2 separate regions of the Homo sapiens genome follow, and region 2 is linked to region 1. The links are chromatin loops, found by intact Hi-C in ENCODE. Cell type or tissue: natural killer cell. All regions are shown on one strand. Each heading gives the region's core, and the rest is flanking DNA. Links, peaks and the distances in the headings are about the cores only.

Region 1 (2,914 bases), core at 249-2,748:
TGCCTGTAACCCCAGCTACTTGGGAGGCTGAGGTAGGAGAACTGCTTGAACCCGGGAGATGGAGGTTGCAGTGAGCCAAGACTGCGCCATTGCACTCCAGCCTGGGCAGAAAGAGCAAAACTCTGTCTCAAAAAAAAAAAAAAAAAAAAATTACTACATTTGGAGATGGAATGAAGGCAAAAGTGGACTGGGAAGAGCAAGAGGCAGAAATGAAGAATGAACGTTTCTGTCTTTGATAATAATTTAAAAAAAGACTGAATAAAGGAAATGCCAACCCAAAGGGAACCAATTTTTTGTCAGATGGAAGCAAGAGTTTTTTGTTGTTTTTTTTTGGAGACAGGGTCTCGCTCTGTCACCCAGGCTGGAGTGCAGTGGCGCCATCATAGCTCATTGCAGCCTTGAACTCCTGGGCTGGAGGTATCCTACTGCCTCAGCCTCCTGAGTAACTGGGACTACAGGCACAGCACCACCATGCCTGGCTAATTTTTTAATTTTTATTTTTGTAGAGGTGGATCTTGCTATGTTGCCCAGGCTGGGAAGCAAGAGCTTTAAGAAAGGAGCAAATATATTTACTGGAAACCAGCATGACAGTGATAGGAGAAATTAAAGTGAAAGACCCAAAGATAGGGAAATTAGGACCTCAAAATCCATCTGCCCTCACCTACTCAAGAGATTTCCTTTCAGATTAAAACCCTGGAGGTTCTGCATGTTATTTTACTAACAGAGGCAATTACCCCTGACCCTATGCTGTGAATACCACAAAAGGAAGAAAAGATTTTCCTGGGCTGGACTCTTACACACGCAGTAGAGACCATTATTTTAGATCAGAATTTCTCAGTTCACCCACAGTTTGCATTCTCTTCCTTCACATAAGATTTCCACAGGTTTCCACCCAAGTACAGGGCAGGATGAGATGTCAGTTTTTTAAGCCCTGATGGCTAATCCAGAGGCACTAGTTTTCCTGTGCATCCCTTCTCTAAAATGTAGAACAGACGTAGGGACAGCAAGACTCTTGAAAACAGTCTTCAATACAAAAATGTCAGGAATAACAAAGACTACATCTCACAGCCCTATCAGCATCCCTAGCTCCCTCAGTCATGATAAAGAAAAACTAGGTCTCCAGGTGGACTAAGGCTCCTAAAAAGAGTCAGGAAGAAACAGGAGCCATTGTTTAACAAGAGAGAAGAAAGGGCTTGCCCTGGAGAACACAGCGCTAGATGCAAAGGTTCAGAATGAAGAGCCTGCGTCACGGATGAAAACAAGGTGAATCCTACTCCTTTTGGTTTCTACTCTGAAAAACCTAGCTCACAGAGCTAGGAAGGAGCAGCTAGAGCAGAAGTCTATAAAATGTTAAACTCTCTAGAAACACTAGGTGGCATCGAAGACCGTTTCATCTCTTGTTTAAGCCTTAACTGGAACCAAGGCTAAGTACTCATTCATTTTTTAAAGACATGTCGGTTAAAAAAAAATTTTTTTTTCACATTTGTTGATATTTATTTTTTAAAAAGTATCCATCACATAATTTAACTTAGAAGCTCTCTTTGGGCTCCTCTCCTTATATCCTCTTCCTTCCCCTCTCACTGGTAAACCTGAAGTTTTATAATTATCATTACATTCCTTTATTTGTATCTCATATTTTTTACATCCAAAACAATGTATTATTATTGCTAGTCTAGTTTTTGAGGAAAATGGAATCATGATTAAGTGGTGAGTTGCTTTTTTCTTTGGCTCAACATTACGTTCCTAAGATTCATCCTGGCTGCTAACTTCAGCTACTTTGTAGTGCTCCATTTGAGACGGTGTTAAAATTTACTTATCCATTCTACTACTGATGAATATTTGGGTTGTTTACAGTTAAAGGTCCTGCTTTGAGACACATTTTTGTATCTTTCTTGTGCATATGTGCAAGAATTTCAGGTATAGGTATCTTTAACCTTACCAGATAAGGCCAAATTGTTTTTCAAAGAAGTTGTACTAATTTATACTCCCACCAGCAATGTAGTGTTCCAGTTCCGTATGCTTATCAACATTTGCTACTGTCAGACTTTGTGTTAACTGATTTACATTTCTCTGATTATTAATGAGGTTCATCATCTTTCCATAGCATACTGGTCAAAAGAGTTTCCTCTTCCGTGAAGTACCTAGTCAAGTGGTTTCCCCGTTGTCCTACTGGATTATTTTTTTCAAAATGGAGTCTTGTTCTGTCACCCAGACTGGAGTGCAGTGGCGCAATCTTGGCTCACTGCAGCCTCCACCTCCTGTGTTCAAGCAATTCTCCTTCCTCAGCCTCCCCTGTAGCTGGGATTACAGGCGCCCGCCACCACACCTGGCTAATTTTTTTTGTATTTTTTTGTAGAGACAGGGTCTCACCGTGTTGGCCAGGCTGGTCTCGAACTCCTGACCTTGTGATCCGCCTACCTCAGCCTCCCAAAGTGCTGGGATTACAGGCATGAACCACTGCGCCCAGCCTACTTATTTTCTTAACAATTTGTAGAAGTTCTTTATATATTCTGGATACTCTTCCTTTATCAGTTACCTGTGTTATCTTTTACCAAGGTTGTGGCCTTCCCTTTCATCTTCTTTATGGTATCATTTATGAACAGAGGTTTTGCATTTTCATGTAAATTCATCAATCTTCCCTTTTATCAACATTTTAAGTCTTAAGAAATCCTTTCCTACTGTGAGATCAGAAGTATATTTTACTACATTATGATCTCTACATTTTATCATTTTTGTCCTTTAAATTTCAGTGTTTACAGCAACTGGAATTGGTTTTTGTGTTTGATATGTGACAAGCATTCAATTTCATTTATTCCCACAGGGTTACCAATGGTCCCAGGCACTATTTATTGTGAAGACCATCTTTTCCCCACCCAAACTGCAAGAGCATTTCTGTCATAAATAGGTTTCCACT
Region 2 (2,914 bases), core at 329-2,828, 310 kb after region 1:
CCAGCTGCTCACCCCCAAACACCCCCATCCTCCTGCCACAGTTTTAAAAAGTGTTGCTTGGATTGGGCCATCGCCTGCTTAGAAACTTAAATGTCTTTTGTGGCTTCTCAAATAAACATTTAGGCCCTTAGTTTGGGAACATTCTAGGCCCTTTGATGCCCTATCCAATTTCTCTTGCCGGCCAGCCTTACCTCCACTCCCTTGCTGTGTGAGTTTCTTGCTTATCCAGCATGGGAGATCACACCGTTTCCCAAACCCAGCTCCCTGTCTCCCAGCTCCAGCCTTCATGCTGGCTGGCCCTTCCTGCCGGAATGCCCTCACTTTGCAGCATTCCTTTTTGTGATGGTTGAAGTGATTTGGTTGGAGTGCTTTTCATTCTGGAAGGTTGTCCCCAAGATAGATTGGGGGATAGATGCTCAGAATTAACCTGCGCAGAAGGTGGAATCAGTCAGCCCAGGAAAGTGGCACTGAGTTAAGGCTCAGTCATAGCTGGGGCAGACTCCCAACTTGCGTGGGTTTCTGTTCTATCCTAACCACATGGAACAGAAAACCAGCCAGGATGGTGTTTGAGGCTTCCCAGAGCCTGCAGCCCCAGAGAAGGGCTCCTGGGTTAGAGCTGCTGAACCAAGGGGTGATGAAGGGAGGAAGGTCAATGAGCAGTTCTGGGGCAGCACTTGGGGGTCAGAGGTGAGTGTCTCTGCTTTAGATCCAGGTGAAAGTCTGTTGTTTCTTGGAACCCTCTGTGCGCTTTTATTTTGCATTAGTTATCTTATTTTTTAACCTTTTATTTATTTATTTTTTTAGAGTCAGGGTCTCACCCTGTCACCCAGGCTGGAGTGCAGTCGCGCGATAATAGCTCACTGCATCCTCAAACTCCTGGGCTCAAGTCCTCCCTCCTTAGCCTCTCAAGTAGCTGGGATTGCAGGTGTGCACCACCATGCCTGGCTAATATATATTTTTTTTTTTTGAGACAGAGGTCTTGCTATGTTGCCCAGGCTGGTCTCGAACTCTTGGCCTCAAGTGATCCTCATGCCTTGGCCTCCCAAAGTGCTGGGATTATAGGTGTGAGCCACTGTGCCGGCCATGCATTATTTATCTTAGTTCCTTTGTATATTGTCCCGTTCCAACTGCTGCATCTTCTCCATGAGAAAGGAATTTGGTGGGTGGGGTGGGGCGAAGTGCTCCAACTGTGGCCACAGAGAGCTACAGGGGTGGTGATGACAGAGGAAGCGTGGTGCACGCCTGCAGAGAATGCCACTCTTTTCTGGCAGGGGCTCACCACAAACCCTTAGGCCAGAGCCTTGGGTCTCATTCTACCCTTTCATTGTGCTCATGTCCACGAGAAGGGCTTTTTTGTGAGTGGCCAGTGCTAGAGAGTGAGCAGATAATGAAACCCAGGTGGCGCCCTTATGAGCTCACAGTCAGGTGGCAGGAGACTCATGAATGCTCAATGTCACTCTGGAGTGACCTGGGCTGTTACAGAAGCGGAGCAAGTCCTGGGACAAGCACAGAAAAAGGGCCTGAGCCTGAAGGTGAGGAGGGGCCCGGGAGCAGCTTGTGTAAGGACTAGCAGAGCGGAATGAATGGGTTTGCTGCACTTCCTTCAAGGTGGAGGTTTTAGCACCCAGCACCGGGAGGGTCATGCTGGTGCCTAACATGCCATGCTAAGGAGTTTGGACATTTTTTCTGTAGGTCTAGTCATAAAACAATGTTTTTTTTTTTTACATCAGCAGAACTCCCCCACGCCTCCGCCGCCTTAAGCGGGTGCAAACCGTATAAAACAGATAGGAAGTGGTGAGTTAGGCTGAGGCGCGCTTGGCCACGCTGTGTGTTGGGCCATAGCGCCCCCCGGAGGCCCCAGAGTGTGATGCCGGCACTTGGATCCACTTCCTGTCAGATCCCCGATGGTAATTAAAATGAAAGGAGGAATACAAAAACTAAAGCGCGCATTAATTATGGCAATTCTCATAGTTCCATGAAGAAATCCAGAATGACAAGGGCCATCCAAGAAGGTGGTCTGGTAGGTATGCGCCAGCTCTGGGCCTTCCTCGCTGTTGATTCCTGAGGCCTCTTCAATTGCTTCAAGAAAACCCCACACCACAAGTATTAGTCTTGCCTTAGGATCCATTCCATCCCACATCTAGGCCCAGTTATTCAATCTTGAATAATAAAACAATAGGAGCTATCGTGGTGGACCCTTTGGCAGGAGAGTCGAGCTCCTATCCCCAGGCTCTGGGATCATTGGTCCTGGTTGTTCACACACCTGCCAATCACAAACCACTTCAAAGACACCCGGTCTCAATGCCCATTGAGGAAGAGGAAGGGGACCGTTTTCCCAGTGCAGCAAGCTATGCCCACTCCCTGCTATTTTGCAGAGCACGGCTGTTCCCTGCAGTCTCAAACCTAAAACTGCAGCAGCACCCAACACTATCCCTGACGGCTGCCCCTTAGCTACTCATAGGCAATGGCAACAATTTTGAAATATTATATACACACACACACACACACATATATATATATATTTACCGGTGGGGCAAGATCAAATTCATTTTCAAATTGTTGGGGAGGGCCAGGCGCGGTGGCTCACGCCTGTAATCCCAGCACTTTGGGAGGCCAAGGAGGGTGGATCATTTGAGGCCAGGAGATCGAGACCAGCCCAGCCAACATGGCAAAAACCCGCTTCTACTGAAAAAAACAAACAAAATGAAACAAAAACAATACAAAGAAAACAAAAATTATCCGGGTGCAGTGGCATGTGCCTCTAGTCCCAGCAACACAGGAGGCAGGGGCTCAGAACTACTATAGAGTACTTGAAATAAATAAGTAAAAGCTCAGCGCAGTTAAATTCCAAGTACATGGGGAGCAAACCTGAGTTCAAGTTACTTGGTTTAAATCAATGTCTCGCCACTGGCGT

What was found. Peaks named below come from ENCODE experiments on the same cell type or tissue, not always from the same donor. Only the 100,000 strongest peaks of a DNase experiment are listed, where the experiment ranks them.
Region 2: it touches region 1 in a loop (13-fold over the local background); 17 of 110 quality-filtered maps call a loop at or near these places.

What each region holds. Positions count from the first base shown.
Region 1 is chr20:2,999,559-3,002,472 of GRCh38, reverse strand. The region is part of intron 9 of PTPRA (protein tyrosine phosphatase receptor type A); the gene reads right to left. Among named protein-coding and RNA genes, the nearest start is that of GNRH2, 43 kb to the left of the region's middle. In natural killer cell, for the core only: a CTCF peak has its summit at 1,386 (motif pointing right); a DNase peak (open chromatin) is centred at 1,372.
Region 2 is chr20:2,687,099-2,690,012 of GRCh38, reverse strand. All of the region lies in intron 2 of LOC105372507 (a long non-coding RNA gene), which reads left to right. Among named protein-coding and RNA genes, the nearest start is that of EBF4, 4.2 kb to the left of the region's middle. In natural killer cell, for the core only: CTCF peaks have their summits at 1,650 and 1,849 (motif pointing left); a DNase peak (open chromatin) is centred at 1,832; H3K27ac peaks cover 831 bases.